3 separate regions of the Homo sapiens genome follow, and all the other regions are linked to region 1. A link is a loop called in an ENCODE intact Hi-C map of the cell type or tissue named here. Cell type or tissue: psoas muscle. All regions are shown on one strand. Links, peaks and the distances in the headings refer to the core of each region. The heading gives the core; the rest is flanking DNA. Region 1 overlaps SLC7A14-AS1 (SLC7A14 antisense RNA 1). Region 2 overlaps SLC7A14 (solute carrier family 7 member 14). Region 3 has its middle 33 kb from the start of SKIL.

What was found. Peaks named below come from ENCODE experiments on the same cell type or tissue, not always from the same donor. Only the 100,000 strongest peaks of a DNase experiment are listed, where the experiment ranks them.
Region 2: a loop joins it to region 1, with 2.0 times the contacts of the local background. A loop is called at or near these places in 28 of 110 quality-filtered maps.
Region 3: a loop joins it to region 1, with 2.7 times the contacts of the local background. A loop is called at or near these places in 12 of 110 quality-filtered maps.

What each region holds. Positions count from the first base shown.
Region 1 is chr3:170,684,670-170,695,687 of GRCh38, forward strand. All of the region lies in intron 2 of SLC7A14-AS1 (SLC7A14 antisense RNA 1), which reads left to right. Among named protein-coding and RNA genes, the nearest start is that of SLC7A14, 100 kb to the left of the region's middle. RefSeq lists enhancers at 3,822-4,394, 4,395-4,967. In psoas muscle, for the core only: a CTCF peak has its summit at 5,900 (motif pointing left); DNase peaks (open chromatin) are centred at 5,052 and 5,912; H3K27ac peaks cover 387 bases.
Region 2 is chr3:170,539,748-170,550,765 of GRCh38, forward strand. The region is part of intron 1 of SLC7A14 (solute carrier family 7 member 14); the gene reads right to left. All of the region lies in intron 2 of SLC7A14-AS1 (SLC7A14 antisense RNA 1), which reads left to right. Among named protein-coding and RNA genes, the nearest start is that of SLC7A14, 41 kb to the right of the region's middle. In psoas muscle, for the core only: no CTCF peak of the experiment used is centred there; no DNase peak of the experiment used is centred there; H3K27me3 peaks cover 443 bases.
Region 3 is chr3:170,319,643-170,330,660 of GRCh38, forward strand. No RefSeq gene overlaps it. Among named protein-coding and RNA genes, the nearest start is that of SKIL, 33 kb to the right of the region's middle. RefSeq lists an enhancer at 10,719-11,013. In psoas muscle, for the core only: no CTCF peak of the experiment used is centred there; no DNase peak of the experiment used is centred there.

The DNA of each region.
Region 1 (11,018 bases), core at 995-8,994:
TGTATAGAGGTGGGAAGGCTAAACTGAGGAATTATGTCTGACAGAAGGGAAGAAATGACTGCGGTGGCCTTCTCAGACCCTGTAGGAAAGGCCTGTACCTATCCAGTGAAAGTGTCTACCTAGACTAAGAGGTATTTTAGTTATCTGACTCAGGGCATGTTGAGTAAAGCTAATTTGCCAGTCCTGGGTGGGGGCAAATTCTCAAGCTTGATGTGTAGGGAAGGCAGGGGGCCTGAATAATCCCTGAGGAGTAGTAGAATAGCAGATGGAACACTGAGAAGTTGTTTCCTTGAGGATAGATTTCCATGATGGAAAGGAAATGAGAGGTTCTGAGAGGCAGGCTAGTGGCTTGTACTATAGCATAGCCTGCCTTTGCTGGAGTGTGGCGATTGGGTCTGGTGGAACTGCCATCAATAAATCAAGCGTGATCAGGGTGAGGAACAGGAAAGAAGGAAATATGGGGAAATGGGGTGAATGTCAGGTGGATCAGAGAGATACAATCATGGGGGTCAGGTGTGGTATCAGGAATAATGTGGGAGGCCAGATTGAAGTCCAGGCCAGGAACAATGATAACTGTGGGACTTAACAAAGAGTGAGTACAGCTGAAGGAGCCGGGGAGCAGAAAGTATATGCATCAGCTATGAGGAAGAAAATAGATTTTGGAAGTTTTGAGAAATGTAGAGAGTGAGTTGAGCATAGTTTGTGATTTTTAGGGCCTCTAAAAGTATTAAAGCAGCGGCAGCTGCTGCACACATACGTGAGGGCTAGGCTAAAACAGTAAGGTCAAGTTGTTTGGACAGAAAGGCTACAGGGTGCGTACCTGGCTCTTGTGTAAGAATTCTGACCACACTAACCATGCCTAGGAAGGAAAGGAGTTGTTGTTTTGTAAGGGATTGAGGTTTGGGAGATTAATCGGACACAATCAGCAGGGAGAGCATGTGTTTTTATGAGAATTATGCCGAGATAGGTAACAGATGAGGATGAAATTTGGGCTTGGCTGAAGTAATGGGGGCTATCTGTGAAGCCTTGCGGCAGTACAGCCCAGGTAATTTGCTGAGCCTAATGGGTGTCAGGGTCAGTCTAAGTGAAAGCGAAGAGAGGCTGGGATGAAGGGTGCAAAGGAATAGTAAAGAAAGCATGTTTGAGATCCAGAACAGAATAATGGGTTGCAGAGGGAGGTACTGAGGATAGGAGAGTATATGGGTTTGGCACCACGGGGTGGATAGGCAAAACAATTTGATTGATAAGGCACAGATTCTGAACTAACCTGTAAGCCTTGGCTGGTTTTAGGACAGGTGAAATGGGGGAATTGTAAGGGGAGTTTATAGGCTTTAAAAGGCCATGCTGTATCAGGCAAGTGATAACAGGCTTTAATCTTTTTAAAGCGTGCTGTGGGATGGGATATTGGCATTGAGGGGGGTAAGGGTGATTAGGTTTTAATGAGATGGTAAGGGGTGCATGATCGGTCGCCAAGGAGGGAGTAGAGGTATCTTATACTTGTGGGTTAAGATGGGGTGATATGAGAGGAGGATGCAAAGGAGGCCTTGAACTGGGGAAAAGGGCAGCAATGACGTGTGGCTGTAGTCTGGGAACAGTCAGGGAAGCAGATAATTTAGTTAAAATGTCTTAGCCTAATAAGGGAACTGGGCAGGTGGGGATAACTAAAAAGGAGTGCTTAAAAGAATATTGTCTAAGTTGGCACCAGAGTTGGGGAGTTTTAACAGGTTTAAAAGCCTGGCCGTCAATACCTACAGCAGTTATGGAAGCAAGGGAAACAGGCCTTTGAAAATAAGGTAATGTGGGGTGGGTAGCCTCCGTATTGATTAAGAAGGGGACGGACTTACTTTCCACTGTGAGAGTTACCCAGAGTGTCTGTAATGGTCTTGTAGGCTTCAGGCGATCTGGCAGTGTCAGTCTTCAGCTGCTAAGCTGAGATCTGGGAAGCAGTTAGTCAAAGAGCCTTGGGCCAGAGTTCCAGAGGCTCTGGGAGTGGCTGCCAGGTGAGCTGAACAGTCTGATTTTCAGTGGGGTCCTGCACAGATGGGACATGGCTTAGGAGGAATCCTGGGCTCTGGGCATTCCTTAGCCCAGTGGCCAGATTTCCAGCACTTGTAGCAAGCTCCTGGGGGAGGAGGTTCTGGAGGAACCCCTGGCCACTGCGGTTCAGGCGTTTGGAGTTCTTGTGTGCTGGAGATGTGGCTGGGGTTTGTCTCACAGTGGAGGCAAGGAATTGCAACTCAGAAATATGTTGCTACTTGGATGCCTCTATTATTGTACACCTTGAAGGTGAGGTTAATTAAGTCGTGTTGTGGGGTTTCAGGGCTGGAATTTAATTTTTCGAGTTTTATTTAATGTTAGGAGCAGATTGGGTAATAAAATGTATATTGAGAATAAGACGGCCTTTTGACATTTTAGGGTTTAGGGCTGTAAAGCGTCTCAGGGATGCTGCCGAATGAGCCATGAACTGGGCTGGGTTTTTCATATTTGATGAAAGAGCCTAAATGCTCACGATTTGGGAGAGGTCTGATAAGGAAAAAGGAGCATTAACCTTGACTATGCCTTTAGCTTCAGCCACCTTTTTAAGAGGAAATTGCTGGGCAGGTGGGGGAGGGCTACTCACGGAATGAAACTGTAAACCGGACCAGGTGTGAGGAGGGGAGGTGATAAAAAGATTATAGGGTGGAGGAGCGGAGGTTGAGGAAGAATTGGGACCTAGCTCGGCCTGGCGAGGAGCAGCCTGGGGAGGAGGGGAAAGGTCAGATGGGTCTGTAGAAAAGGAAGATTAGAAAGACTCAGTGAAGCTTGGGGTTGGGATTGAGGGGACAGGCGGGAGGGAAAAAAGGAAGATTTGGGACGAGTTGCACGGGCACAGAGACTAGGAAGGGACCAATGTGTAAAAGAATGTCTGGTCGTCAGGCACCTCAGACCGTTTGCCTATTTTATGACAAGAATTATTTAGATCTTGCAGGATGGAAAAATTGAAAGTGCCGTTTTCTGGCTATTTGGAACTACTGTCGAGTTTGTATTGGGGTCAAGTGGCATTGCAGAAGAAAATAAGGCATTTAGGTTTTAGGTCAGGTGTGAGTTGAAGAGCTTTTAAGTTTTTGAGAACACAGGCTAAGGGAGAAGAAGGAGGAATGGAAGGTGGAAGGTTGCCCATAGTGAAGGAAGCAAGTCCAGAGAGAAGGGAGAGTAGAGACATGGAGGGAAGGGATTCGGGGGTTCTTACCCTCCAGAAAAGCAGGAAAGGGGTCAGGGCACAGAGATACGAGGTCAGGGCATGGAAATAAAGGATAGGGGTGCAGAGATATAAGAGGTTGGGGCATGGAAATAAGGGATCAGGGTGCAGAGATATAAGTAGTCGGGGCATGGAAATAAGGGATTGGGGTGCAGAGATATGAGGTTGGGGTACTTGCCACTCTCCCAGAAAAGCAGAACTTGCCACTAAGGGTGAAGGAGAAGGGGTTGGGGGTTTCTTGCCCCCCAGAAAGGAGGAGAAGGGGTAGAGACACAGAGAAGGGGTTGGGGTACTTCCCCCTCCCCTAGAAAAGCAGGACTTGCCACTAAGAGTGAAGGAGAAGGGGTCAGGGGTTTCTTGCCCCCCAGAAAGGCAGAGAAGGGGTAGAGACATGGAGAGAAGGGGTTGGGGTACTTGCCCCTCCCCCAGAAAAGCAGGACTTGCCGCTAAGAGTGAAAGACCAAGGCAGGCATCCCTGTGTGGTCTGACACCTCTGAAACCTGAGTGAATAACTAGAGAGGCATCCCTGCAATGATTAAACACCAAGAGAAGGCTGCCTTCCCTAGTCCATGACCGGCGCCGGAGTTTTGGGTCCAAGGATAAAATGTGTCTCCTTTGTCTCTACCAGAAAATGAAAGGAATTGAAATTAAGAGAAGGGAGAGATTGAAGTGTGGCACCAAGATTGAAAGGAGAAAGAGGTTGAGGGATAGTGAGGGAGGTTGGAGAAGAGAGTAAAAAGAGGCTGCTTACCAGATTTGAAATTGGTGAGATGTTTCTTGGGCTGGTCGGTCTGCGGACCTGAGGTCATAGGTGAATCTTTCTCATGGAGCAAAGAGCAGGAGGACAGGGGATTGATCTCTCAAGGGAGGCCCCCCGATCTGAGTCACGGCACCAAATTTCATGCGTGTCCGTGTGAAGAGACCACGAAACAGGCTTTGTGTGAGCAATAAAGCTTTCAATCATCTGGGTGCAGGCAGGCTGAGTCCGAAAAGAGAGTCAGCGAAGGGAGATAGGGGTGGGGCCGTTTTATAAGATTTGGGCAGGTAAAGGAAAATTACAGTCAAAGGGGATTTGTTCTTTGGCGGGCAGGAGTGGGGGTCGCAAGGTGCTCAGTGGGGGTGATTTTTGAGCCAGGATGAGCCAGGAAAAGGACTTTCACAAGGTAATGTCATCACATAAGGCAAGGACCCGCCATTTTCACTTCTTTTGTGGTGGAATATCATCAGTTAAGGCAAGGACCAGCCATTTACACTTCTTTTGTGGTGGAATGTCATCAGTTAAGGTGGGGCAGGGCATATTCACTTCTTTTGTGATTCTTCAGTTACTTCAGGCCATCTGGGCATATACATGTAAGTCACAGGGGATGTGATGGCTTGGCTTGGACTCAGAGGCCTGACAGGGACCACACGTGTGCAGTGCACCACTATGCCCAGCTAAGTTTTTTATTTTTAGAGACGAGGTTTGCTATGTTGCCCAGGCTTGTTTCCAACTCCTGAGCTCAAGTGATCTTCCCACCTTGGTCTCCCAACGTGCTCGGATTACAGGCATGAACCATCTTGCCCAGACCCATCCCTTGTTTTTTTACCTATCAGATGAACTCTCTTTGTTCCCCATGTAGAGGCAGAGACTATTACCAGTGACATTCCAGTTCATTTCCTTTTTCAAATTCTTTTCTGGATTGCTTCTCTTCCTTTTAACAAAGAGGGAAAGTACAGTTCAGTGGGGGCAGGAGACATGGGCCTAGCAGGCAGTCTGTGCCACCAGGCTGTCAGCATTAGGACTAAGTCTCTCACAGACATTCTAGAGCTGCCCCTGGGGCTTTGCCTGCTTTGGCCTCAGGACAAGTGATCAGTGAAGAGCATTCCAAGGAGTTGAGTCTACCCTTCAAGATTCCTTACATATTTTCTGGAAAAAAAAAAAAAAAACACTTGGTGCCTTCAGATTCATATGCAAAGGACCTCTGTGCAAATGAAAAGCCTAGTAATTATCAAGAATACGTATCATAATTTTACAATTTAAAATATTTACTTAGCACTTTAAAGTCTTGAAACAAATTATTGCCTTAGGTTGTGTTTTTTAAAATAGTGAAATAGTTTAGGTATTTAAGTTCTAGCCCTCGCAGTAAGCTATTTTTATATTGATTTTTATCTGTGCCAAATATGGTGCTAATAGCAAGCAATGGGGGAGAGTATTATGTGTCTATTGACACTGCATGAAGTATAAGTTCACCATTATTGTGTCTACACTTATAGCATGGATTTGCCCAGTGCTGCTGAAAGGATGCCCAAGGATGTCTTTCTCCTGAATGAAGTCTCAGTGGCATGGCAGTTTGGGAAACGTTGGCCTAAAACAGAAAACGTCTTCCCAGGTGTGGGGGTGTTAGAGCAGCAGAACAATGCAAGGAACTTCAAAACTCCTGATGCCCAGACTATACCCTAGTTAGACCAACTGAGTCAGAATTCCCCGGGGTGGGCGAGACTTGAGTGAGAACCTACTGTTAGGAGAAAATATGTCTTCTCTCATTGTTTCCATTTCCCCCTTGTTCTGGGCTCTGTGGGCAGGAGAGTGGGAAAAATAAAAAAGAGGATGAAGTGGGGCCTTTAAAATGTCTTGGAGAATAACCACCACCACCACAGGAAGTGCAGGGACCCCGCTCCCCCTAGTGGCGGTGTGCCGGAGGCAGCTGGAAGTGCCTGGCCGGCCTGGCCGGCCTGGGCGTTATGTGTGTTAGGAAAGCCGTGTGTCTTCTGCAGGCTTCCTTTTTATAAAATGTGTATTCTATTTATGCGTATTTATTTAAATTTTATTATGTTTACCTATTTATTTATTGTTTATAAATATATGCTTTCTGTATTTTTGTATTTTATGTTTATATAAAGGTGTCCACTGTGGAGCTCTCTAACATGTTCTGAGTCTAGAGGAGGCAGGTGAAGGTGAAGGCCACACGGTGACCCCAGATGCTGTTCCCTGGGTGGGATCTGATGCCTTATTCTGAAAACGTGGGGCACAGTGGCCTGGCTTTCAGAGCAGATCTGACCTTGGAGTGGATTGGTCCCCATCCCTTCAACACACACATATACACATTTCCCCAGTTCCTGCAGAGCAAAGATATGCCTGCTCCTTGATAAAACTTCAGCATTGGTCCTGGTCATTTTTCCCATAAGACTTCAACCAGGATCCTTTTGTGTCTTTCTCCTTGTGTTTAAAGCCAACCACATGTATTTTGACATGTGGACCTTTTGTACAAAAAGCCGTGATATCCTTTATCCCCACTTGGGTAATATTTCCTGCCCTGGGATGCGACGTGGGGTAGAGGGAGGGTGAATTCTGTCCTGAGGCTGCTGTGCCATATTCTGCTTGTTTGATTGGGCTTCTGCAACCTCTACTAAGAAATATACACTGCAAAGCAAGGTGAAGGGCAACAGCCCTGAGCACCACTTCTAGCAGGTGCGGAGAGAGATTCACAGCACCTGGCCCATGTGTCTTCCCACTCAGATACCAGTGGAGGCCCACGCACCATATGTCTGGATACCTAAAAGTTTTACATCAAGCTAAGAGACTGATGAATTAATATGTTCCGTCCTCCTACTTTTCATAAATATGTGTAAAGATCTGAGAGGCCAAGCTCAGCTGCAGCCTTCTTGGACTTCTCAGAGTTCTCCCCAGAATGTGATGACCTGGGACAGCTAGGGATCCCCACTGGCAGCCCACTCACCCTCTTTTCCCATCCCCTGGCTTCATCCGACCCCACAAGGAGCCTCCTGCACATAGGCACACTGGCTTCCCTATCCAAGCCCTGTCCACACGAGCTTGTAAACAGCCTCCTTTTGGGGACCACAGGGGCCTAGACAGATTTATAATGGTAGCATAGTCTCCATGTGGAAGATGGAGATGTAGAAGAGTCCTGTGTAGGTCTGGAGACATGTGAGCAAAGAATTACTGCATCTCAAGTATCTGGAATGTGGAGAGAAGGGAAGAAATGGGTTCTGGATGGGCTCATTCCATTTTCATCGCTATACAAAGAAGGATTTTTAAATTTTTTATGTTGGAATAATTTTAGATTTACAGAAAAGTCACACATATAAGCAAAGAGAATTCCTGTATACCCCTCACCCAGTTTCTCCCATTGTTAATGTCTTACATTACCATGGTACATTTGTCAAAACTAAGAGCCCATTATTGGTACGTAACTGTTATCTAAATTCCAGACATTCTTCAGACTTCACCAGTGTTCCTATTGATGACCTGTTACTTACTATTCTAGTATCTGATCCAGGACACTACATTGCATTTAGTTGCCATGTCTCTCCATTTGCTTCTGGCCTATGACAGTCTTCAGTCTTTCCTTGTTTTTTGTGACCCTGACAGGCTTTAGGAATGCTGTCCAGGTATCCTGTAGGATGTCTCCTAATCTGGGTTTGTCTGATTATTTTGCTTATGATTAGACTGGGGTTATGGAAGGAACACTGCAGAGGTGAAGTGCCCTGTTTCTGTCCATGCGGGCTGCTGTGCTTTCCATCTCAGGTACAATGGTTCCCTGCAGAGGTCCAAACTCAAATGTCTTCAAAAGCCAGGCAGGTAATACAACTGAGGTGAAGAAGTGGAAAAGAGCAGGATCAAATGACAGAAAGAAACAAAGGGCAGTGGCAAAGCTGAGAGTGCTTCCTCAACTGAAAGGGCTGCAAATTCATGTTTTGTCTACAATACTCTGCTGGTCAAATCAAACATTCTGTAGGTTGGCTCAGGCTCCTCCACGGTAAAAACTTGGTGCCATACTCTTAAGCATATACGGTCATACAGACAAGACCGAGGCTAGTCTTTCTGGGCTATACTAACCCTTTTCTCATGTCAGCAGCTTTTGTCCTGAATGTAGCTCCTTGGTAACATTTCCTTGGAAAGATCTGAAAAAGAGCCTTCACTTGGAAGCCAAGAGCTCTTGATCCCAGCAGGTTACTCACTTGTCAGTGTCCATGTAGCTGACTCACCTTAGGCCTAGATGTTAGAATCCATTTTCTTACCAACCTCACACAGTTATAGTGCAACATGAGTCATTTGTTGCACTTCTATGAATGAGTTATTGAGCATTTCTATACATGCATTTATATATCAATCAAGATAGGCTAGGTTACGCTGCGGTAAAAAAACAACCCCCAGGTCTCAGTGGCTTAACATTACAAGTTTCACTAGGATGAACATACATTGTCAAATTGTGCCTGTTGTCCCTTTTACCCTCAAAATGATCCAGTTTGAAATCCTAGTTCTCCATGATACTACATGTCCAAAGCAAGTCAGAAGAAGGGTATGAAGACTCAAGCTGGCAGAGGCATCATCTTGACACGTTTTCACCAACATTTGGCAGTGGGAAGGGAGTGTAGCAAATTGCACATCAACTTTTAAGGCTTCCACTTACAAACATTAACTGTAGCTAATCACATGGCCAAATCTAGCTTCCAAGGAGGAAGTGAAGTTCAATGTCTAGAAAATGAAAGCCAGAAATAATTTGTGAATAATACTAACAACTGGATCGGTTAGGATCAAATGTTTCATGTGAAAATCATCAAAACCATAATGGTATTTGGCAACTGTCAATGAAGATGATGTTTATAAATGCTTCAGCTGATTTTGTCAATGTGGAGATTAATTTTATATGTCTACTTGACTGGCTTAAGGGATGTCCAGGTGGCAGGTAAAACAATATTTCTGGGTGTATCTCTGAGGATGTTTCCAGAAAAGATTAGCATTCGAATCAGTGGACTAAGTAAAGAAGCTCTGCCCTCACCAATGTGAGTGGGTGCCATTCAATAGTTTGAAGGCCTGAACAGAATAAAAAGGCAGAGGAAGAGTGAATTCATTTCCTCTGTTTGAGGTGGGACCTTCGTTTTCTCCTGTCCTCAGGCATCAGCGCTCTTGGTTCTCAGGCCTTCAGACTTGGGCTAAATCATATCACCAGCTTTTCTGGTTCTCCAGCTTGCAGATGGCAGATCATGGGACCTCTTGGCCTCCATAACCGTGCGAGCCAATTTGCATAATGAGTCCCTCTCATCTCTCTCTGTCTCTGTCATCTAATTATCTGTCTCTTAGTGGTTCTGTTTGTCTGGAGTACCCTGACTAATACACTTGGGAATATTTATCGTGTTACCCTTATAGGCCATGTTTCCTACTCCCAACACACGCACTGGATATTATGAAAAGGAGGTGCTCTGGGACTCCATCTCTTTGTGGCCTTGAGTTGGCTTCTGCTCATCTCTGCCCATATCTCACTCATGATACCACGCTGCATTCAAATTCCTTCACCATAGTTCTTTCTATTTCTTCATCCATTTTTGGTTATTCTTGATTTTTAAGAGTGGTAAGGCATTTCACTTATACCCTTTCTCTCTGGCCATAACTTGTCAGATAGAAAAATATCTTTTTCAAATTTATCCCAGCCATGGAAACTCCTGTTCTTTAAGATTTTTCTCAATGCAGTATAGACAGTTTACACCAAGCATTTTACAAAATATGTTTTAATAGGCCGGGTGTGATGGCTCACACCTGTAATCCCAGCACTGTGGGAGGCCGAGGTGGGTGGATCACAAGGTCAGGAGATCAAGACCAGTCTGAACAACATGGTGAAACCCTGTCTCTACTAAAATTACAAAAATTAGCCAGGTGTGGTAGTGCACACCTGTAATCCCAGCTACTCAGGAGGCTGAGGCAGGAAAATTGCTTGAAACCAGGAGGCGGAGGTTGCAGTGAGCTGAGATTGTGCCACTGCACTCCAGCCTGGGTGACAGAGACTCCGTCTCAAATATATATATATATATATATATATATATATATATATATATGTTTTAATAAACAACTATTTTGTTTTGTTTTGACACGGAGTCTCGCTCTGTCACCCAGGCTGGAGTGCAGTGGCACGATCTCAGCTCACTGCAAGCTCTGCCTCCCAGTTCACGCCATTCTCTTGCCTCAGCCTCCTGAGTAGCTGGGACTACAGGCGCCTGCCACCACGCCCAGCTAATTTTTTGTATTTTTTTTTTTTAGTAGAGATGGGGTTTCACCATGTTAGCCAGGATGGTTTTGATCTCCTGACCTCGTGATCCGCCCACCTCAGCATCCCAAAGTGCTGGGATTACAGGCATGAGCCATTGCGCCCAGCCAATAAACAACTGTTTTAATGAACAGTTTGTTCAGAAAACAAATGCAATATTTAGACCACAAGAAGTATGAATCCTGCTACTGCCCTCTGCTTTAGTTAGGCCACATCTGGAGCCCTCTGGTCAGCTGAAGCCCCACACTTAAAAGGTGGCCTTTCAGTGGATCAGGAGCGGAATGTCTAATATAAAGAAGTATGTTGGAAATGTGATTTAAATAGGAATGGGAATATGTAGGAGGCTGGCAGTGTGTGCCAAAGTAAGTACAGTGCAAACGTGATAGGAGTTAACATGGTCCCTGTCACTAAATATTTGAAGTGCCCAATGGAGTGTTGTCCTGGTATAATACTTTAGGGTGGTGCCACAACTTCTGTGGTTGTTACTTCCATTTATCTTAATTGCTGTTGTTTCTTTGAAGGATTTCTGATTTTATTCAATTGGCTCATTGTTCAATGTATAAAAAGAAAGGATTTTTTAAAAGGCACTGGAAAATTTCCTTTACTACTGATTTCAGAAACTGATGATGAATGGCTTTTGCAGAAAATTGATATGAGCTGTTTATTAAAAAAAATCCCAGGACACGCACTTTGCCTGACAAATCACCATAATCTGACCCACAAGATCTGATTTTCAAAAC
Region 2 (11,018 bases), core at 1,944-9,943, 140 kb before region 1:
CAGGGGCTACCTTCCAAGACCTCCACAGTAGATGCTTGAAACTGCATATAGTACTGAATCTTATATATACTTAAAGTTTTTTCCTATATGTACATACCTATGATAAAGTTTAATTAATAGATTAGCCACAGTAAGAGATTAACAACAATAACTAATATTAAAATAGGATACATAACAGTATTCTAGCATCACTACTATTGTACTTTGGGGCCAGTATTAAGTAAAATAAGGATGACTTGAATACAAGCCCTGTAATACAATGTACAGTCGATCTGATAACTGAGATGGCCACCAAGTGACTAAGTGGCGGGGTGGGGGGTAGTACAGAGTGTGGATACCTTGGACAAAGGAATGATTCATGTCCTGGGTGGGACAGAGTGGGATGGTGTGAGATTTCATTATGCTACTCAGAACAGCATGCAATTTAAAACTTATGAGTTGTTTGTTTCTGGAATTTTCCATTTCATATTTTTGGACCTCAGATGACCATGCGTAACTGAAACCATGGAAAGCAACATTGTGAATAAGGGAGGACTACCATAATATTAAAATATTAAAATTTAGTTAGGTTTAGAGCTATACTTATCAATGTAGAAGTTCCATGTAGCTCCTTGGAGCCTCAGTCTTTTACCCAATCAGAGCAGTGAAAATCTCATAAATCATAGAGGATGCAACATAAAAGGTATATTTTTGATTTTTAGTTTGCTTCTTTTTTTTTTTTCATCTGGCAGGAAAATAGTTGAGACTTTTGACAGTCTGGGAATTTAAAACGTTTTTGGAAAAATAGAGATTTGCATCGCCCAGGAGTGCACTGTTCATTTCTAGCTTCTGGTGTCTCCTTTGAGGATGGTGCTGCACAGGCCCTCAGGGTACATTTTGGATCCATGGTCCAGAGAATTCTTCTCTGAGGCAGGTTCCTTTCCTATCATCATGTCTTTCCGTTAGGAAATCTGAAAGCTAGGAGAACATCTTTCAATGCTAACAGCCCTTGCTCACAAAGGAATGCCAGATGTTGTCTGGTGACTTTTTAAATGAATATCCAGCCTTCAAGCTATTCAACTGATTAGTGCTTGCTTCTAAACTGTTGAGTTAAAATTTTTCCAGACTGCAAGCTCTTAAGTTTGAATGTATTCCTCATAGAGCCAGGTAAGGAACAATTGTTTATGTGAATATAAATATTCAATAATATGTAAAAATATATCAGTTATCACTAATATTCAAGGAAATGCCAAGAAAAGGAGATGTTTTCACTTATTGACATGGCAAAGGTTAAAAAAATAAAAGTACTCTTTGCTAGTGGGATGTCAAAGAAAGGATACATCCACACAGTGATAGTGGGAATATAAACTGATATAAATGTTTTTGGAAAGTAACTACATCATGTGGAAATTATCAGGTGCAGAAAAAGATTTATTTCAAGGGCATTAATTGTAATATTACTCACAGTGGTAAAAGTTGGAGACAACCTACATTTCTCAATATGGTGACACAGTTAAATGGATTATCAGGCACTCAAAGAATAAAATATTAAGCAACTGTTAAAATATTGTTTAAAAATAATACTTATTGGCCAGGTGTTATGGTTCACACCTGTAATCCCAGCACTTTGGGAAGCCAAGGTGGGAGGATCACTTGAGGCCAGGAGTTCAAGACCAGCCTGGGCAGCATAGCAAGATCCCATCTCTATCAAAAGAAAAAAAAATAAGGTGGCATGGTGGCACACCTGTAGTCCTAGCTACTTAGAAGGCTGACACAGGAGGATTGCTTGAGCCCAGGAGTTTGAGGCTGCAGTGAGCTGTGATTTACACACCACTTACTCCAGTTTGGGTCATAGAGCAAGACCTTGTCTCCAAAAAGGTAATGTGTAATTACATGAGAAATTACTCAGGATAAATTAAAACAACTACAGCAATAAAAAATATGATTTAATTTTATTCTCTTCTAAAGGCAGTATGGTAAAATGTTAAAAATGGGGAATCTATGAGTGGTGGGATTAGGAATGATATCTATTAGATTGGTGCAAGAGTAATTGCAATTAAAATTGCAAAAAACCACAGTTACTCTTGCACCAACCTAATATTTTTATCTTTTCTGTGGTCAGGATCTATTCCTTTAAAATCAGAAAAGAATTATGTAACTAAAACCCCAAACAAAACACAGAAGCTCCCAGAATAACGTGCATGCTCCTGTTCCTGATCATGCAGAAATATCCTCGGTTTTTGTAGTTATGCTTCTACGCATCTCCGTTACGGTGAACTGTTTTAGGGTCTGTAGCCTCCACTGAATTAGATTTGCCTAAATTATCATTAGCTTTCTTTCCACTTTGGAGATACAATTTTTTAGGCCTAGGGAAAGCTCTTACTTGGTTACAGAATCAGCTTTAAAACAGCAGAATCGAATCACCAGGAGCCAAGAGGCAGGATTCTCCCAGTTGCTACACAAAGCTCGAGCCAACATCTTTACTGGAAAGATGGAATCTGCCCCTGAAGCAAAGACCTCAGTTTCGTGACATTGGTTTCTAATAGCTTGGTTTTCTTTCTCCTCTCATTGACTCTCCCAGAGGCAACTAATTGTGTTAATTTCATGGACTGTCCTAAGAATTCTAAGTATCCTCAACAGGTCCATCTCACAAAACTAGCAAGTAAAAGCACCCACCGGCACCAGGCCACTCTATAGCTACTCTCTCCTGGACTGTGTCTGCTCTCTCACAGCTTGTCAACCATTGGCCTTCCCCATTCTGCCTCTTGCATGTCCCTTGCCACTACAGCTCCTTTTGCTGAGGTCATCAACAGCTACCATTTTGCTAAATCCAATGAACATATTTCAAGCCTTCATCTCTCTCACTTGGCCCATCTCAAGCACTCAGTGTTGTTCAAGTCCTCCTTCTTAAAAAGATTTGGATTTCGTCTCACAACAGTGAAAGCCGTGGGTTGTGTGTGCATGTCCACATGCAAGGTTGACGGTGACCTCATATCATTCTTTTAGGAATAAGCTATTCTGATTTTTTCTTCTTTAGTATAAGAAGATTTCAAAAGATCTTCGGAAGGACATGTCCTTTAGAAGATTTTTAATGCTGCTACATTTTCAGTCCTTAACGTGGTTTCTACTACTAGATGAAATCACAGAGTGATATTTAGATGTGAGTATGCAGAGGACAGTGTGAGTCATCATCAAGAATCCAGTTTGCCATGATGCCTAGAATCTCTTTGCTGAAAGAGTGATCTAGAAGGGGAAAGAGGTTTAACCTGAAAAAGAAATGGGAAACTCTGCTTGACAAACCTGAACAAGAATAAAAATATTCCTTAAAGCAGAGGGCTAGATGGTTTATAAACTTTCAGGTCTATCTGGACTGTTGGGTCATCTTTGCTCTTTGAGTCACGTGTGGGGTTGACCTGTCTGAGACAGTCACTCTCTCAGATCTGAAGCTCAGGTTGATGACATAAAATCCCTGTGCCAAGCCAGGCTGCTGGACCTGCTACTATTGTTTTATGCCTCCTCCGGAAGAGAGGGCCAAGATGCCTAGTGTCTCGAACCAGCCCAAGGAGAGGCCATTTTACTATGCTCTGCGTTAAAGAGATCCATGAGGTCACGGTCCCTCTGTCTTTAAGAAGCACAGTCTCCACCGGGTGCAGTGGCTTACTCCTGTAATCCCAGCACTTTGGGAGGCTGAGGTGGGCAGGTCACCTGAGGTTGGGAGTTTGAGACCAGCCTGACCAACATGGAGAAACCCAGTCTCTACTAAAAATACAAAATTAGCTGGGAGTGGTGGCGCATGCTTGTAATCCCAGCTACTCGGGAGGCTGAGGCAGGAGAATCGCTTGAACCCCAGAGGTTGTAGTGAGCCGAGATCGCCCCATTGCACTCCAGCCTGGGCAACAAGAGTGAAACTCCATCTCAAAAGAAAAAAAACAAAAACAAAAACAAAAAGAACCACAGTCTCTCCAGGACCAAGAGGGTTGGGAAAGGGGATGGGCTAAACTGCATTTTCTTTCTTTCTTTCTTTCTTTTTTTTTTTTTTTTGAGATGGAGTCTTGCTCTGTTGCCCAGGCTGGAGTGCAGTGGTGTGATCTCTGCTCACCACAATCTCCACCTCCTGGGTTCAAGTGATTCTCTTGCCTCAGCCTCCCAAGTAGCTGGGACTACAGGCATGTGCCACCATGCCTGGCTAATTTTTGTATTTTTAGTAGAGACAGGGTTTCACTATGTTGGCCTGGCTGGTCTCGAACTCCTGACCTTGTGATCCACCCGCCTCAGTCCTGCAAAGTGCTGGGATTACAGGCATGAGCCACCACACCCGGGCCTGCATTTTCTATTTAGACATCTGAAGAGTATTTTAATAAATAAGCCTCCACATTCGGAGCCTAGTATTGAGCGTGCTTAATTTGTATTGCCTGTCATAGGTGAGAGTTGGTAGATCCTCCCTGCCTGTGATTTGGGTCTGGCCAGGGTCCCCATTCTATTCACTTAGTGAGAAATCTCCAAATAAAAAGGGGTGAACTCCTCTCGGGACACATTACAGGACTGAAAGAGCCTCATTTTTCTGAACTCTGGGTGTCACTCTGTTGCAAGCAGAAAAAAGGTAAAATAGACACACACACACAGACACACACACAAAAGAGAAGAGCCTCTTTTTGGGAGGCTAAAAACTGAGAGATTAAAAGGCTATATATCTGAGATCCAAATTATAGTGCTTAAACAAGCCTAGATAATCCTCGCCTAAATAACAGTGTCACTTATATGATGCTTACTATGTACCTGCCATGATTTTAACTGATTTATATGCAGTTCTTGATTTATGATAAGGTACCTGATAAACCCATCATAAGTTTAAAATGTCCCAAGTTGAAAGTACATGACTGACTGGGACCTGTGGCTCACAGCCACTTCCCAGCATTGTAGGAGAAGTATGGTTTCTACTGAATGTGTATCATGTCTGCACCATAAAAGTGGAAATGTCATTAAGTAGAACCATCTTAAGTTAGGGCTGTCTGTATATTCTAACAACAACCCTGTGAGAGAGATACTATTTTTAACCACTCCCAAGGTAAAGATGAGGAAACTGAGGCACAGAGCAGTTAACATTTGTTAAAAGTGACACAGCTGCTGTCAGAGCTGGCACATGACTCCATTCAGAGCAGATTAGGGACTGGACTGTAGGGCAGCACTGTCTAGTAGACATTCTGTGATGATGAAAATATTTTCTGTGCGGTCTAATACAGTGGCCACTAGCTACATGTGGCTATTGAACACTTGAAATGTGTCTAGTGCAACTGAAGAACTGAATTTTACATTTAAATTTAATTTTAATTAATTTGAATTTAAATAGTCACATGTGGCCAGTGGCTATTATACTGTACAGCATAGCTGCAGAGTCTGCGCTTCATAAATTTTAGAAACAACACCAGAAAGGTGTGGTATCCTTTACAGAAGAGGACATTGGGTGTCAGGCTAGCTGGAGAATTTATCCAAGTCTCTGAAGCTAGCATTGGAAGAGCCAGGATGCCAGCTTCCGTGGCCATGTGCTCTGGTCACCAGCAGTGAACGCCTCCCCCAACCCCTCTGCCATCTACTCTTGGCTCTTCATCTCTTTCCAAATTGGATCTGAAAGCCTATCTTTTCTCCTTCACCCTTATCCAGAGTCTTTTTCCCTTCCTCTATTATTAATGTAGTAACAGGAGAACAGTGGTTGGTGATGAACATCATGCTACATGTGTGGATGATGTGGGCTGTCCCTGTAGAGTTTAATTGGCCAAATTGGAAGAGCTTAACTTGGTATCAAGCATATACTCATTCTTAACATCCTTAAGACCTTATCCCAAACTACTCTTTGCTGTCTCTTTCTTCCTATTATTTTTCCCTCCACCCTACCCTGGTTCTCCCATCACTGGTAACAAAACATATGCCATATAAACAAAAGTGCCTTTGGCTAAAGGTCCTAAAGTTATAGCCACCTCAATCTTTGCTATTTAATTTTAAGTCTTCTTCTCCTGCCAAGAAAACTTTTCAATTAGGTTCACATTAGCTGATATTATTATTAAAGAAAAGATATTTAATTATTTATGGCTTGGGAGACTGTCACTTTTTCCTAAGCACAGTTTTGAATAAACCAACTTTATGTTAACTCATAGTAAGCTGAGCACAGTGCCTTGTGGCCAGCAGCCTCCCAAAAACTGTTAACATTTTATGGAGTTGCCTTCCTCTGCTGCCCTTTAATGACTTAGGACTTATCTGAGCAGGAAACCCTGCTTTAACCACTGGACATGAACAAAGAAAACAGAAGTGTATCTAACCAAGAAAAACCAAATTGAAATACTGGTCTACCAGGCAATCCTTTTTGGCATTAGAAGAGAAGAAATTCTGTTACTTTGTCAGCTAGCAGGCTGCCCATCTAATCACAAATGGTGATCTTATCTCAGCTGGAGATGAAGACTCACCCAGCTCTCAGACAGAAGCAGACAGAATCTAATGTTACCTGGTGGAGAGGAGCACACCAGGATTTCCAGTGACCTGGAAAGTAGGAGTCTGTTGGAAAGCAGGTTGATAAATGACTGAGGGGAACTTTTTTTAGGACAGTGAAAACTATGCAGAGAAAGGGCATTTGTGTTGGGGTCTCCTTGATGCTTCCAATTTCCCTGTGACACACCCTGGACTTGGTAGGTCTCAATGGTGATTGACCCATGCCAGTAAAGCCAACCTGCTGGTACTTAAACTATCCAGAACCTTGATATAGTGTTTCCATTTCCACTGACTTGTTTAACGGGAAAAAGTTTATATGGTGGTATGAACAGAGAAGGAGAAAGAGATAAGAAGGAATTTTATAATTTCTCAAGATATGAAACCTAGCATTGTACTTTTAAACAGAAGTTCTTCCTGCTCCCAAACAATCAGATCTCCAAGCTGCCTCCTGGAGTAATCCCACTGTCAACCCATGCTGGTCCCCTGTGCTCCGACTTTCAGAGCAACTGAGGGGAGGCCCTTCATACTGATGGACAGCTTGCCTTAGAGGGTGATTTGATCAGTCTTTCACGTCTCCAGTTATTTTTTTTCTCCCTACAGGGTGCACTTGAATTGGTATTGTTGGTGAGAGCTGTGGCACCGTGAACAACATCACATGCAGGTAGATGATGGACAGGTCTTCTTGGTCTGTCAGGCCAGTCTCCAAGGGCTCACAGCCCTTATACACATTAGAATCACCTGGGGAGCTTTTAAAAATAATAATGTCCAGCCATATTTCCAAGAGATTTATATTGAATTGGTCTGAGTGGGAACCTGGCATCAGAGACATCAGAAGCCTTCCCAGGTGATTCTAATGTGCAGCCATGGCTGGGTCTACCTGGATGGAGATGTAAGATTGTCAAGACACCATACCCCTTCCCCTCTTTCCCTTCCTTCTTCTCCTTTTCCTCTCTCTTCCTTTTCATTCTCTTCACTGTGTCCTGCAGATTCTATGAGCCAAATAGAGTAGTTTCCACCTTCTGAAGTGGAGGGTTTTGTTTTCTTTTATGAAAAGAAAATATTTTTTATCTCCTATAAACAAAAAATATATACCAATTGTAAATAAAGTCGACCCTTGAACAACACTGGGGCTAGGGGTGCCAACCCCTGTGCAGCCTAAAATCTGCATATAACTTTTGACTCTCCAAAAACTTAACTACTAATAGCCTACTGTTGACCAGAAGCCTTACCAACACCATAAATGGTCAACACATATTTTGTATGTCATATATATTATATACTGTATTCTTACAATAAAATAAGCTAGAGAAGAAAATGTAATTATTAAGAAAATAATAAGAAATAGAAAATATATTTTCTATTCAGTGAAAGTGGATCATCATAAATATTTTCATCTTCATAGTCTTTGTGTTGAGTAGTCTGAGGAGGAGGAGGAAGAGGAGGGGTTGGTCTTACTCTCTCAGGGGTAGCAAAGGTGGAAGAGGTGAAGGAGGTGGAAGAAATACATATCACAAAACTGAGATATTATTTTATGACCTTTTTAAAACCTAATGTATCAGCGATATCACATATCCAAGAGAGTATATGTCATCTGTGTCATCTTAAAGAGCTGCAGGATTGTTCATTTTATGTACAACGATGGTTTAATTGCCTTTTAATGGAAATTGAAGCTATTCTCATTATTTTTTTCTCATAAGCAATGCTACGGTGGACATATATTTTGCAGACCTGCCTATGTAATTCCTTAGGCTAAGCTCCTTGGAGGGGAGTTACCAAGTTAATGGGCATGCATGTTTTATGTTCTAGTGCCCTTTGCCAGACTGCCCTCTCAAAAGATTGTGCCAGTTTCACCACTCTTCAGTAGAATATGTCTTTGCCCATTTCCATATGAAGAAGTATTAATTTTTCATCAATCTTGGTAATCTTTGAATTTGGCAGCTCCCACAAAATAAAAATACATTTGTGCAATATGATTTAAGCTACATTTACCAAGTGCCTTATATGTGCTGGGAGCTAAGGATACCAGAACAGATAAGCCAGGACTCTTCCTTCAAGGTTCTTTCAATTCTCCTACCCAGTGCTTCTAGGTATTTTAACAGACATTAAAAAAAAAATCACTGGAAGTGGAGCCTGTGGCTTAAATAAATAAACACAAACCCACCTGGGAATCTTGTGAAAATGCAGTTTCTGCCTCCTTAGGTCTAGAATGGGGCCTGAGATTCTACTAAGAAGCTTCCAGAAGATGCCTCTACCTGTGCTGCAGTTGGTTTGCATCTAGCAGTGAGGCTCTGCCCCACCTCTGGGTCTTCACAGTAGCTGCTGCTTCTGTTTTATTCTTCCCCACTCTTTGCCTAGCTTAGTTGTTCCCATGCCTGGCTGCACTTGAGAATCAACTGGGAAACTTAACAAAATAAAAGCACAGATGCAGCTCCTCAGGCTCTTTCATGGAGCTTCTGAGTCCACATCTCTGGGAGTGGAATTCAAGAATCAGTATTTTAAAGAAAACCGTTAGACCATATTTTTGCAATTCCTGGTTAGGCTGCTCTGACTAACCCTTCAGGTCTCACTCTGAGCATCACTTCTCATCTGTGAATGAGTTTAGATCCTATGTCACCACTATAAACTTTTATTATAGCACTCTGCACTTTTCCTTTGGAGCACGTTATGTAATAAATTAATTAATTGTGTCATTATTCATTAGAGTCTGTGTCTCTTTTAGTTTCTGAGTTCCATGAAGGCAGAGTGTGTCTGTTGTGGGCACTGTAGTGTCCCTGATACCAAGTCAGGATCTGCTGGTAAGTAGGTGGCACTTGGGACATAGAAATAAATAAATGAATAGACATAAAACACTATAAATATTTTCACATTTGATTATCATGAGTCTGTAAGACAGGAAATGTAGGCATTAATATCCTCATCTTACAGACACAAAAAGAGAGGTTTGGAGAGAGAGAAAGTGACTAGTTCAATATAATACAGGCTGAATCCAGACTGGGACACCGGCCTTCTTCTTTTTTTTTTTTTTTTTTTGAGACGGAGTCTTGCTCTGTTGCCAGACTAGAGTGCAGTGGCACGATCTTGGCTCACTGCAACCGCTGCCTCCCGGGTTCAAGCAATTCCCTTTCCTCAGCCTCCTGAGTAGCTGGGACTACAGGCGCGCACCACCACACCTGGCTAACATTTTGTATTTTTGTAGAGACAGGGTTTCACCATGTTGGCCAGGATGGTCTCAATCTCCCGACCTTGTGATTGCACCCGCCTCGGCCTCCCAAAGTGCTGGGATTACAGACGTGAGCCACCACGCCCAGCCTTTTGAATGGTGGGCCAATCCCCTCTCTGCAATCCAGGCTGCTCCTCTATAGCTCTTATATAAGCCCAAGCTGAGGAAGTTTGTTTAAATATCGCCAGTGTGACACTTATGACCGCAGAAATTAAAAATGCTAACAGTTAGAGCTACCCGATGCCCTGGGGAGAGGCACTTTGCTTGAACAGTGACACGAAGATTGCATCCTTTGAGAATAAACAATGGTTCCCCAGGTCACCTCCACATTTTACTTTTTTAACATAAGCAGGGGAGAAAACATATCTAGATCAATCAGCTAAAAATCACCTCTCAAACCATGGAGGCATGGGGAAACTGAATGACAGTGAGGATGGAAAGCAATTTAAACTCTTTACAAGTAAATCTTTATAATTCCAGGGGCAGAGGTCTGATGGGTGAAAGCTTTAGTCTAGGGAAATGCCAAAAGCTGTGGCTGCTGTGGTTTTATCTGTTTGTAATTTTATGTGCAGAGGGGAAAAGAGGAAGACCCTGAGCTATAATTAAATGATGGTTGTGATTGGACATGTGTGTGTAATGAAGGGTTGACCTGAAAATAAGTCAGTGGTCCTCAATTCTATTAGCCTTAATGCCACCTTTTTAACAGCACACGTTGCATTATAAATGTGATGGGGCATTCTGCCCATTTCTAAGCTGAAATGAAGTTCATAGATAATATAACCAACCCACAAACATTATTCAAGAAAAATCAATATAGTGCACTTACTATAATATGAAGAAGAACTAGAAGGCAATTAATTTGTAGTAAAAAATACTCTTTAAGCTGTAAATGCACAAGAATGATATAATGAAATACTTAAACTTGCATCTATGCATAGAGTCACTGAGATCTCAATAGCCATAAACCGTAAAGTGTGGGTGTTGGTGATTCAAATACTACTGCACAGGGTTTGTGGTGAAGTGGTTTTTTGAAATGGTAAACGACTCTTGTAATCTTTCAAACTAAACCTAATGCCATCTTTCCTTGAATTTTTTTTTTTTTTTTTTTTTTTTTGGTGACAGAGTTTCGCTTTTGTCGCCCAGGCTGGAGTGCAATGGTGTGATCTCGGCTCACTGCAACCTCCGCCTCCCAGGTTCAAGCAATTCTCCTGCCTCAGCCTCCTGAGTAGCTGGGATTACAGGTTCCTGCCACCATGCCTGAATAATTTTTATATTTTTAGTAGAGACGGGGTTTCACCATGTTGGCCAGGCTGGTCTCGAACTCCTGACCTCAGGTGATCTG
Region 3 (11,018 bases), core at 1,455-9,454, 360 kb before region 1:
CACCTGGCTTTTTTGTATTTTTAGTAGAGACGGGGTTTCACCACGTTGGCCAGGATGGTCTCAATCTCTTGACCTCGCGTTCCACCCAATCCCATTCTTTACCTGGGTATATGCACCCTACTTACCCAAAGTCAGCCGACTGGTGAGCGCGGATGATTTTCCTTTGGGTCGGGAGTCTCTACAGTATGGTCCCTTTTGTGGTTCGCGAGAAAGATGTTACAGGACCCCAACACTTACCCAAAGGTAGCCGTTGGGTCGCGATTTCTGCACTATAGTCCCTTCTGTAGTCGCCAGAAATATCTTACAGGACAGAAAAATATGTTACAAGAATGGGGTCCCAATCCAGACCCCGAGAGAGTTCTTGGATCTCGCACAAGAATTCAGGGTGAGTCCCTAGTGCGAAGTGAAAGCAAGTTTATTAAGAAAGTAAAGGAATAAAAGAATGGCTACTCTAAGGCTGGGCGCTGTGGCTCACGCCTGTAATCCCAGCACTTTGGGAGGCCGAGGCAGGTGGATCACCCGAGGTCAGGAGTTCGAGACCAGCCTGGCCAACATGATAAAACCCTGGCTCTGCTAAAAATACAAAAATTAGCTGGGCACGGTCGCACACACCTGTAATCCCAGCTACTTGGGAAGCTGAGGCAGGAGAATTGCTTGAGCCCGGTAGACGGAGGTTGCGGTGAGCTGAGATTGCGCCACTGCCCTCCAGCCTGGGCGACAGAGCAAGACTCTGTCTCAAAAAAACAAAAAAGGCTACTCTATAGACCGAGCAGCCCCACAGCCCCGAGGGCTGCTGCTTGTTTATTTTTACAATTATTTTTTGATGATATGTTAAACAAGGGGTGGATTATTCATGTCTCCACTTTTTAGAACATATAGGGTAACTTCCTGACGTTGCCATGGCATTTGTAAACTGTTCTGGCGCTGATGGGAGTGTAACAATGAGGACAACCAGAGGTCACTGTCATCACCATTTTGGTTTTGGTGGGTTTTGGCCGGCTCCTTTACTGCAACCTGTTTTTATCAGCAAGGTCTCTATGACCTGTATTGTGTGCTGACCTCCTATCTCATCCTGTGACTTAGAATGCCTTAACCGTCTGGGAATGCAGCCCAGTAGGTTTCAGCCTTATTTTACCCAGCTCCTATTTAAGATAGAGTTGTTCTGGTTCACCTGCCTCTGACACTATCACCAGGTAGACAGTGTTTGTTAGAAGTGAGTTAAATTGTAGGACACTCAGTTGTTATCCACTGGAGAATTGCTTGGTTGTCGACAGGGGGACATCCCCACACATTCTGGTGACCGGAGGGGAAGTATTCTGTGTTGAGTGTTTTAACTGTGTGAGAGCAGGAAAACACTGTTTTTTTTGTTTTGTTTTGTTTTGTTTTCCCCATCCTTTTCAAAGACTACATTAAACGCTAAGGAGAAAGGTAGTTCAATGAGAAAGGCAGTTTAAAGACTCCAAATAAAAGATAAAGCTAGATATTTCCTATACCATTCCAAAGCTTGCTTTGTCATTGTGCTTATACGGCCTTTCCATGTTTTTAAGTGTTATAACTACATTTTGAAATGAAGATCTGTTTTGATAAAAATATGAAAGCTATAAAGAGAAATATGTATGCAGCCTAAAAGTCGGACTGACCAAAAAATTCTTTAGAGACTTATGTCTTGCCGGGTGTGGTGGCTCACACCTGTAATCCTAGCACTTTGGGAGGCCAAGTCAGGTGGATTGCCTGAGCTCAGGAGTTCAAGACCAGCCTGGGCAACATGGAGAAACCCCGTCTGTACTTAAAAAAAAAAAAAAAAGCCACGCGTGGTGGTGTGTGTCTGTAGTCCCAGCTATTTGGGAAGCTGAGGCATGAGAATTGCTCAAACCCGGGAGGCGGAAGTTGCAGTGAGCCGAGATTGTGCCACCGCACTCCAACCTCGGTGACAGAGCAAGACTCTGTCTCAAAAAAAAAAAAAGAAAAAGAAAAAAGACGTATGTCTTTTGGCTAAGTGGACCTGCAGAAGGAATTATAAGTTATGGAATGATAGAATTTTAAAAGGATATGCTAGGTAGGAAACAAATTCTTCGTTACAGGACTCGACTTATTTGAAATAAGAGGAGAAAAAACAAATGGATGGTTTAAAAGGAAATGTTTGACTGAAGCCTGCTTTCTGTACCCATAGCTACCTGCCCACAAGAATGTGGCTCCCTGGTGACAGCTGCACTAATTATAGAAAAACAAGTTGAGTGGAAGAAGATGAATTATGTAAATTTACATTGACTGAGGATCCTGCTGGAGCATTTAGGAATGTTGATTATTAAGAATAAAGTGAGGATTTTCTTACATTGAAAATCAATGAAAAGAGGAAGGGATAATTTGCTACAGTCTTAGAATAAACTCTGGATCAGCCAAAATATCATTTATTAATGTTACTGTAAATTTGTTGCAGGTGACAGCCATTTTGTGGATTTGAGAGAAACTATCAAGTGGGTTTTAGGCTGCAAATTTACCTTATTTTTTGTTTATATACGAAATGAAAGGTACCAAAAAAGTCACATTTTTTGTAACCCTTGCTGTTATGTAAAATAGAAGTCTCCAACTATCTCTGCTTGGCTTTATGCAGATTTCTTATTTTTAAATATCAACCTAGATTAAAAGCTGATGATTAGAAAATAAAGAATGGAAAGCCAACCTTCCACAAGAAAACATTTTTTTGTGTGTTTCCAAAAATGGTCCATATGAAATCAAACACCTTAATAAACATGCCTAACATGAATCTTTACACCCGTAGAAATGTGACAAACTCAGTTTTAGTGAATATGTTGCAAAAACAAATAAAACTGGTATTTAACATTTTTCTTAGTGAAATATTACTGAACACTTAATTAACGTGCTGTAATTTTAAATGAATCCATTTTCCTACGCAGACACAGTAGAAAAGCAGCTAAATTGTTTCAGTCACCCACTCACTGAACAGACGAAACAAAACATAAACCCAACCATGTATTATTTGTTACATATCAGGAAGGTTAAGGTTCTGCCACAGAAACCGCACAATTCCAGTTCGTAGGGAATGTTCTTTTCTCACTCTGCATCAGATCATCACACTTCCAGTAAGTAGAGAAAGCACTGTTACATCGGGGTCAGAAAACTGTGCTAATGCAAAATGTCCTGTGTTTACTGCCATTTTTAATTCCCAAATACGTATATTTTAGTGACCTACAGTCTAAAACAGAACAGCCAAGCCTTTTTCCAAATGCAGATCTCTCTCACAATTTGCGTTACACAGAAAACCCCTGGGCAGACAAAGGACAGCTTGAGGATACCCCAATGTTCACATTTAGCACTGACACAGCACTTTCATCTGTAACGTGCCTTACAAACATTAACTAATTAAAAGAAACAACACCCTGCAAGGTATTTAGCAGGATGTAAAAATGAAAATCTACAAGCAAGACAGCCAGAATGCATAAATCATGAAGTGTTAAATCAACATGACCTGAAAACCAGCAGGACTCCCTCCCTCTTTTCTTGCCATGACTGTCTTTTGGGAAGGGCCAGAACTTGATTTTATGCCACGCGAAGACGGGGAGGGGGTGATGTCTGGGTGGAGGTGGGTGGGAGGACTGTAATAAAATTCTAAGTATCACATTTGCAAAGGGGAAGTGTTCTACTAACTCAGAGAAGGGGCTTCAAGAATATAACCCTTTTAGAAGTGCCCCAGAGAATACAAAATCAATACAGTGTTTAATTAATCTACTACAGATTGACTTCACATAAAGCAGCCCCAACCAGGAGAGTTCCATGCTGGGAAATCAGACAGATCACGGTTGGAGAGTATGAGTGGCCTGTATAATATGCATTTTTTGTCCTTTCGGGAGATGGAGGAGGGCACCGTGACTGCCCTGTGGTCTGACTGCACAGACTTTGCTCGCTTGCTCTATGAAAGCGTCCTCAGTAGGTAACAGCATTACAAAACAGTAAGTGAAATGAGCTCAGTAGCTTTTAGAAGAGGCAATGAGTGTTGTTCAGAAGAATTTGTGGTTCGGGGCTCTGGAGGAAGAGAAGGATTCTTTGGCCTGATGGAAAGATGACTGAAAAAAAGGAAAAAAAAAAAAAAAGACTGGGATTCTAACTAGTTCTATGACTCCATTTCTTCATGTTTGATATAGTTTAATAAGCTCTACCTCAAAGTAGGTGCTAGAAAATTAAATGAAATGGACGTAAAAGTGCTTAACTGAAAAGTAGATGTTTAATGAGTTGTAATTCACTTCTTACCGCCTTGGGTGTACTGCGGAGATGAGGCAGGTTCAGTTATGTCTCAACCCCAAGAAGTCTGTCATCAGAAGCAGTTCTAGAGGCAGCACTTGTCTCATATATCCGCTAATATCCAGGACCTAATACCTGGGAGCTGTGTTGTCCACCATGGTGGCCATGAGCCACATGTACTACTATTGAGCACTTGCAATGTAGCCAGTCCAAATTGAGATGTGGTGCCACTGTAAACTACATGCTATATTTTGAAGACTTAGTTGAAAAAATGAAAAATATTTCATTTATAATTTTGATGTTGGTTACTTGTTGAAATGAGAATATTTTGGACATACTGGATTAAATATAATATTAAAATTAATTTCACTTTTTTAAAAAATTGTGGCTATGGAAGACTTAAAGTTACACATGAAGCTCACATTTGTGGCTCACATTATGTTTCTATTGGACAGCATTACCCTAGAACATAAGTCTCAAATATATTGGATCACATACTTCATCAGTTTAAAAAAAGTTTTAGAATGCATTCCCAAATATGCCAAATTTTTGTTTATAAAAATACTATATATACATTTGAGAAAGCATGCAAAAATAGAAAGCAAAAAGAATGAAGCTGGGGATGGTGGCGCATACCTGTAATCCCAGCTACTCAGGAGGGTGAAGAGGGAGGATAGCTTGAGCCCAGGAGCTGGAGGCTGCAGTGAGGAATGAATGGGCCACTGCACTCCAGACTGGGCAACAGAGTGAGAACCCAGCTAAAAAAAAAAGAGAATAGAAGTCCTAATATCTTCTTCCCACACCCCGTTGATCATCCTGTGTACCCCTGAGATGTGCACATGCCTCTTTGGAGCTGCTACTTTAGAACTGGCTCTTGATGAGGCAAAAGACCCACCTGTCACACTCCTTTGCCGAGGAGGGAAACTGGGTAATTGGAGAGAATCAAAATTAAAATAAAAATTGCAACAATACATAGATTACACAAGTACAACCAAAGTAAAATAGTACAAATTTAAAAAAAAAAAAAAGGCTGCCTGTAGGCTCCATCTGGCTACAGCTACAGAATTTTGTTTTGGGGATGGGCAAGTGGATGAGGGGCCAAGTAAGAAGTAATGGTTTCTAGCAGGGAAGCTTTTTTAAAGTAGAACATGACATAAAATTGGTTAGACGTCTCTTGTTTGAATGAAAGATTGTGGGAGAGGACTAGGGCAGGCCCCAGTTGCTCCTTGCCACCTTCTCTCACCACGCCCCCTACAGTAAAGAGGGGCGAGCTCTGGGTTTCCAAAGGTTCTTTAAGTGAAGCTATTTTCCTGATTTTCTCAGATGTGGAGGAGAGGTATGGGGGTGGAGAGAAGAAAGTGCTGGGAAAGCAGTAACTGCAACCTGAAAAGGCAGCTGTGTCTATGTTTTCAGGTTCTATGAGCAGAGAAATGCAAGTCCCACTCCATGTAGGGCCCCAAGAGGCAACAAGAACCTTCTGATGAGAGGTTTTAGGGGATGCTAAGATTTGAGGGCAGCAGTGAAAGACTCCTCCCCGCAAGTCTGGCCCAAGAACTGAAGAGATTACAGGCTTGGGCAAGGTGTGGGAACCTATGTGCACTGGGGACCAGAGGGTCTGCCCTGTATATTCAAGAATGCATGAGAACATCTGGGACTCTTGCATGGCCTTAGGGAGAGAGAGAACCCCCAAATCATGACCGATTAATTTCCTGGCAGCAGAATTATTTGAATTAGAGACACATAAAAGTGTGATTTTTAAAATTTAAAATATCTTCTTTTTCTTTTTTGAGACAGAGTCTCACTCTTGTTGCTCAGGCTGGAGTGCAGTGGTGTAGTCTCAGCTCACTGCAACCTCCGCTTCCCTGGTTCAAGCCATTCTCCTGCCTCATCCTGCTGAGCAGCTGGGATTACAGGGGACCACCACCATTCCCGCCCAGCTAATTTTTATTATTTTTTAGTATTTAGTATTTTTAGTAGAGATGGGGTTTCGGCATGTTGGCCAGGCTGGTCTTGAACTCCTGACCTCAGGTGATCCACCCACCTGGGCCTCCCAAAGTTCTGAGATTACAGGCATGAGCCACCGTGCCCAGCCCTGCTATTTCTGAAGTTTCTGTGTTTTACAATTTAAGGACACTTATGGGAGACAAAAATTCAACACTTTTTACATGTATACACACACACACACACACATATACTTTACCTCTCCTCTCTGCCCTCAGCATAGTTATACACCATTTTTGGTTAATGATAAGGTATTTACATTGCTATGATTATGTCAATGCTTTCCATAGCAGAACCAGGTAATGTATTATGATTTTTCCTTTTTCCTTCTTGAGTAACTTTTCGGTTTTTCTTTTTTTTCTTTTCTTTTTTTTTTTTTGGGATGAAGTCTTGCTCTGTAGCCCAGGCTGGAGTGCAGTGGCGTGATCTCAGCTCAGCGCAACCTCCGGCTCCCGGGTTCAAGTGATTCTCCTGCCTCAGCCTTCAGGGTAGCTGGGATTACAGGCGTGCACCACCGCACCCAGCACATTTTTTATATTTTTAATAGAGACGGGGTTTCTCCATGTTAGCCAGGCTGGTCTTGAATTCCCGACCTCAGGCAATTCGCCCACCTCGACTTCCTAACGTGCTAGAATTACAGACATGAGCCACCATGCCTGGCCAACTTTTTGGGTTTTCCTACAGTTAATAAGTACCTTAAAACAAAAATTTTGCTTGGTTTTCTATTTACCTATTTACCAATTCACCATCAAAACGTCTCACTAAATGATAAATCTCTCTCAACATGTTCAAACATTAGGAAATGTGTCATTTTCTGTCACTTCTCATCCTCCTGCGTTAATCTGGACCAGTACATGGTTGTGATTCTGCGGCTTCCCTTCACCATCAGTCTCTGTTTGTCCTCTTTGCTTGCATTTTTCATCCTTGTGGGTTTATGCTTATTTTAGACATTTACTTCCTTTTTTATGAGGGTTCAGAAATGTACAGATATTATTTTTTTGGGGAGGGCTTATCAGGTACTGGAAACATGACATACCCTAGCCTGAGATGATTCCAACTATCTGTATACAGTCAGACTTCACAGTGGAAAGAAATGTCCTTGTAAACTCTAGTAATGCTAATTCTGGTCTACAGATACCAGATTTAAGAAACTCATGACCACTCCTTTTTTAAGTTCTGGAAAGTAGCTCTTAGCTATATGGGAAAGTGAACACTTATGTGGTTGTGGGTCATTCATCTCTAACAACCAAAGGACTCTGTGGCAAAAGTGAGAAATCTGAGTCAAAAACAAACTTTAATGGATTAAGACACATAAAATATGCTCATAAGGACACAGAAAACCAAAACCCAAAAACTCACTTGTCATATTGAGAGGTGACAACGTGCTAGCAGCCCTGGCTCGCTCTTGGTGTCTCCTCGGCCTTGGTGTCTGCTCTGGCCACGCCTGAGGAGCCCTTCAGCCTGCCTCTGCACTGTGGGAGCCCCTCTCTGGGCTGGCCGAGGCCAGAGCTGGCTCCCTCTGCTTGCTGGGAGGTGTGGAGAGAGAGGCGCCCACGGGAACTGGGGCTGCACGTGGCGCTCGCGGGCCAGTGAATTCTGGCTGGGCACAGGCTCAGTGGGCCCTGCACTCAGAGCGGTCCCGGGCAGTGAGTGGCTTAGAACCCAGGCCAGCAGCTGTGGAGGGTGCGCTGGATCCTCCAGCACTGCTGGCCCGCCGGCACCACACTTGAGTTCTTGCCGGGTCTCAGCTGCCTCCCCGTGGGACAGGGCTCGGGACCTACAGCCTGCCATGCCCGAGCCCCCCCACCTCCCGCTCCTGCTCCTGTGCAGCCTGAGTGTCCATGGCGGGCACTGCCCCCTGCTCCATGGCGCTAGATCCCATCAACTGCCCAAGGGCTGAGGGGTGCGGGCGCCCAGCGTGGGACTGGTGAGCAGCTCCGCCAACAGCCCTGGCCCGTAGGATCCACTAGGTGAAGCCAGCTGGGCTCCTCAGTCTAGTGGGGACTTGGAGAACTTTTATGTCTAGCTGTAGGATTGCATATGCACCAGTCAGCACTCTGTGTCTAGCTTGGGTTTCATGGATGCACCAATCAGCACTCTGTATCTAGCTAATCTGATGAGGACTTGGAGAACTTTTATGTCTAGCTGGAGGATTTTAAATGCACCAATCAGCACTTTGTGTTTAGCTCAAGGTTTGTAAATACACCAATCAGCACTCTGTGTCTAGCTCAACGTTTGTAAACGCACAAATCAGCACCCTGTGTCTAGCTCAAGGTTTGTAAACGCACCAATCAGTGCTCTGTGTCTAAATCTAGTGGGGACTTGGAGAACTTTTATGTCTAGCTAGAGGATTGTAAATGCACCAATCAGCACTCTGTGTCTAGCTCAGGGATTGTAAATGCACCAATCAGCACCCTGTCAAAATGGACCAAACAGCTCTCTGTAAAACGGACCAATCATCTCTCTGTAAAATGGACCAATCAGCAGGATGTGGGTGGGGTCAGATAAGGGAATAAAAGCAGGCTGCCCAAGCTAGCAGCAGCAACCAGCTGGCGTCCCCCTTCTGCAATGTCGAAGCTTTGTTCTTTTGCTCCTTGCAGTAACTCTTGCTGCTGCTCACTGTTTGGGTCTGCGCTACCTTTATGAGCTGTAACACTCATCTTGAAGGTCTGCAGGTTCACTCCTGAAGCCAACGAGACTATGAACCCACCGGGAGGGAGGAACAACTCCGGATGGAAGGAAAGAACAACTCCAGACACACTGCCTTTGAGAGCTGCAATGCTCACCATAAAGGTCTGCAGCTTCACTCCTGAAGCCACCGAGACCACGAATCCACCAGAAGGAAGAAACTGTGGACACGTCCAAACATCAGAAGTAACAAACTCCGGACACACCATCTTTAAGAGCTGTAACACTCACCGCAAGGGTCTGCAGCTTCATTCTTGAAGTCAGGGAGACCAAGAACCCACCAATTCTGGACACAATGTTTGGAGGATGTTCACTATCCTGAAAACAGGTAAGCAAAAACAAATAAAACCTCCTTCCTTTCCTGAAAAAAGCTGTGTTTCAAGGTAACCAATAGATGATAAGCAAAAGTTCTTCCTTTTAAAAAATTTCTAGCTAGGAAATGAAGATGAAATAAATGATACTGCAATCCCTAATGAAATAATGGATCCAAGCAATGATCATTAATGGCTGCTAAAACCACTTGCTGAAAACTGATTGGGGAACATTATAATAGATGGATCAGGCTGACAACATCTGAACACACTGATCAATCTTAATATTACAAGAGGGATAAGTAGCTATTATGTGTATCATGTCATGTAAGAGTATACAAAACTGACAATAAAATCTTTTTGCTGGAAAAAAAACCACATGTAATCTGATTAAGTCCCTAGATTTTACTACCATTCTCCATAAATTTTTTCTTAGCAGCTAAAGGGAAAAGAGAGGGAGCCTAAACGTGATAAATTGACATTATAGGGACTCAAAAGGATAATCAAAGTTCAGAATACAACAAATTCTATAAGACAAATGATACAGTTTTTTTTTTGTTTGAGACGGAGTTTTGGTCTGTTGCCCAGGCTGGAGCACAGTGGCACTATTTCGGCTCACTGTAACCTCCATATCCTAGGTTCAAGCGATTCTCCTGCCTCAGCCTCCTGAGTAGCTGGAGCTACAGGTGTGCACCACCACAACCGGCCAATTTTTGTATTTTTAGTAGAGAGCGGGTTTCACAATGTTAGCCAGGCTGGTCTTGAATTCCTGGCCTTAAGTGATCTGCCCACCTCAGCCTCCCAAAGTACTGGGATTACAGGCATGAGCCACAGCACCCTGCGAAATGATAGTTTCTTCCACAAAGTGCAAGAAAAAAGGAGTGCCTGTAGATTAAGGGACGTAAACATACTCAAGCACAGTATGTGAACCTTGATTCAAGCACAGAAACTGTAGAAACAAGCAAATATTTATGAGACAGCCAGGAAATGTGAACACTGGCTAGATATTTGATGATATTATGATATTAAGGAATTATTGTTAATTGTTTAACAATTAAAAGTTATTGTTGGCCAGGCGCAGTGGCTCATGCCTATAATCCCAGCACTTTAGGAGGCCAAGCGGGGGCGGATCATGAGGTCAAGAGATCAAGACCATCCTGGCCAACATGGTGAAACTCTGTCTCTACTAAAAATACAAAAATTAGCTGGGTGTGGTGGCACGTGCCTAAAATCCCAGCTACTTGGGAGGCTGAGGCAGGAGATCGCTTGAACCTGGGAGACAGAGGTTGCAGTGAGCCAAGATCGCGCCACTGCACTCTAGCCTGCCAACAGAGCAAAACTGTCTCAAACAAAACCAAACAAACAAACAAATATATACATATATAGTTAATTGTTTAAGGTACGATACTGGTATTGTGATTGTGGGTTTTATTTTTTATTGTGTTTTAAAGACTTCTTGCTGTTTGGCAATACATACCAAAGTAAAGAGAGGCTTATGTGGCTGGCCTTCCTTGTCCCACAAACTGTTATCCCACAGGGTTGGGTCTCTTTACAACAGTCAGAAAACTGGCATAGACACCGAGGAACCCAGGCCCCCTCTGACTCATCACAAAATTTGCCTATGTGAGTCACCGGCGTCAGCAGAGCCAAGGTAGATCCAGGGTAGCTGGTCACTGGGAATAGTAGTACTTGCTGAGTGTGAAAATGTTTCCCTGGTCCAGTGATAGGACGTGCTGGGGCCATGGTAAACTGAAGAGTATG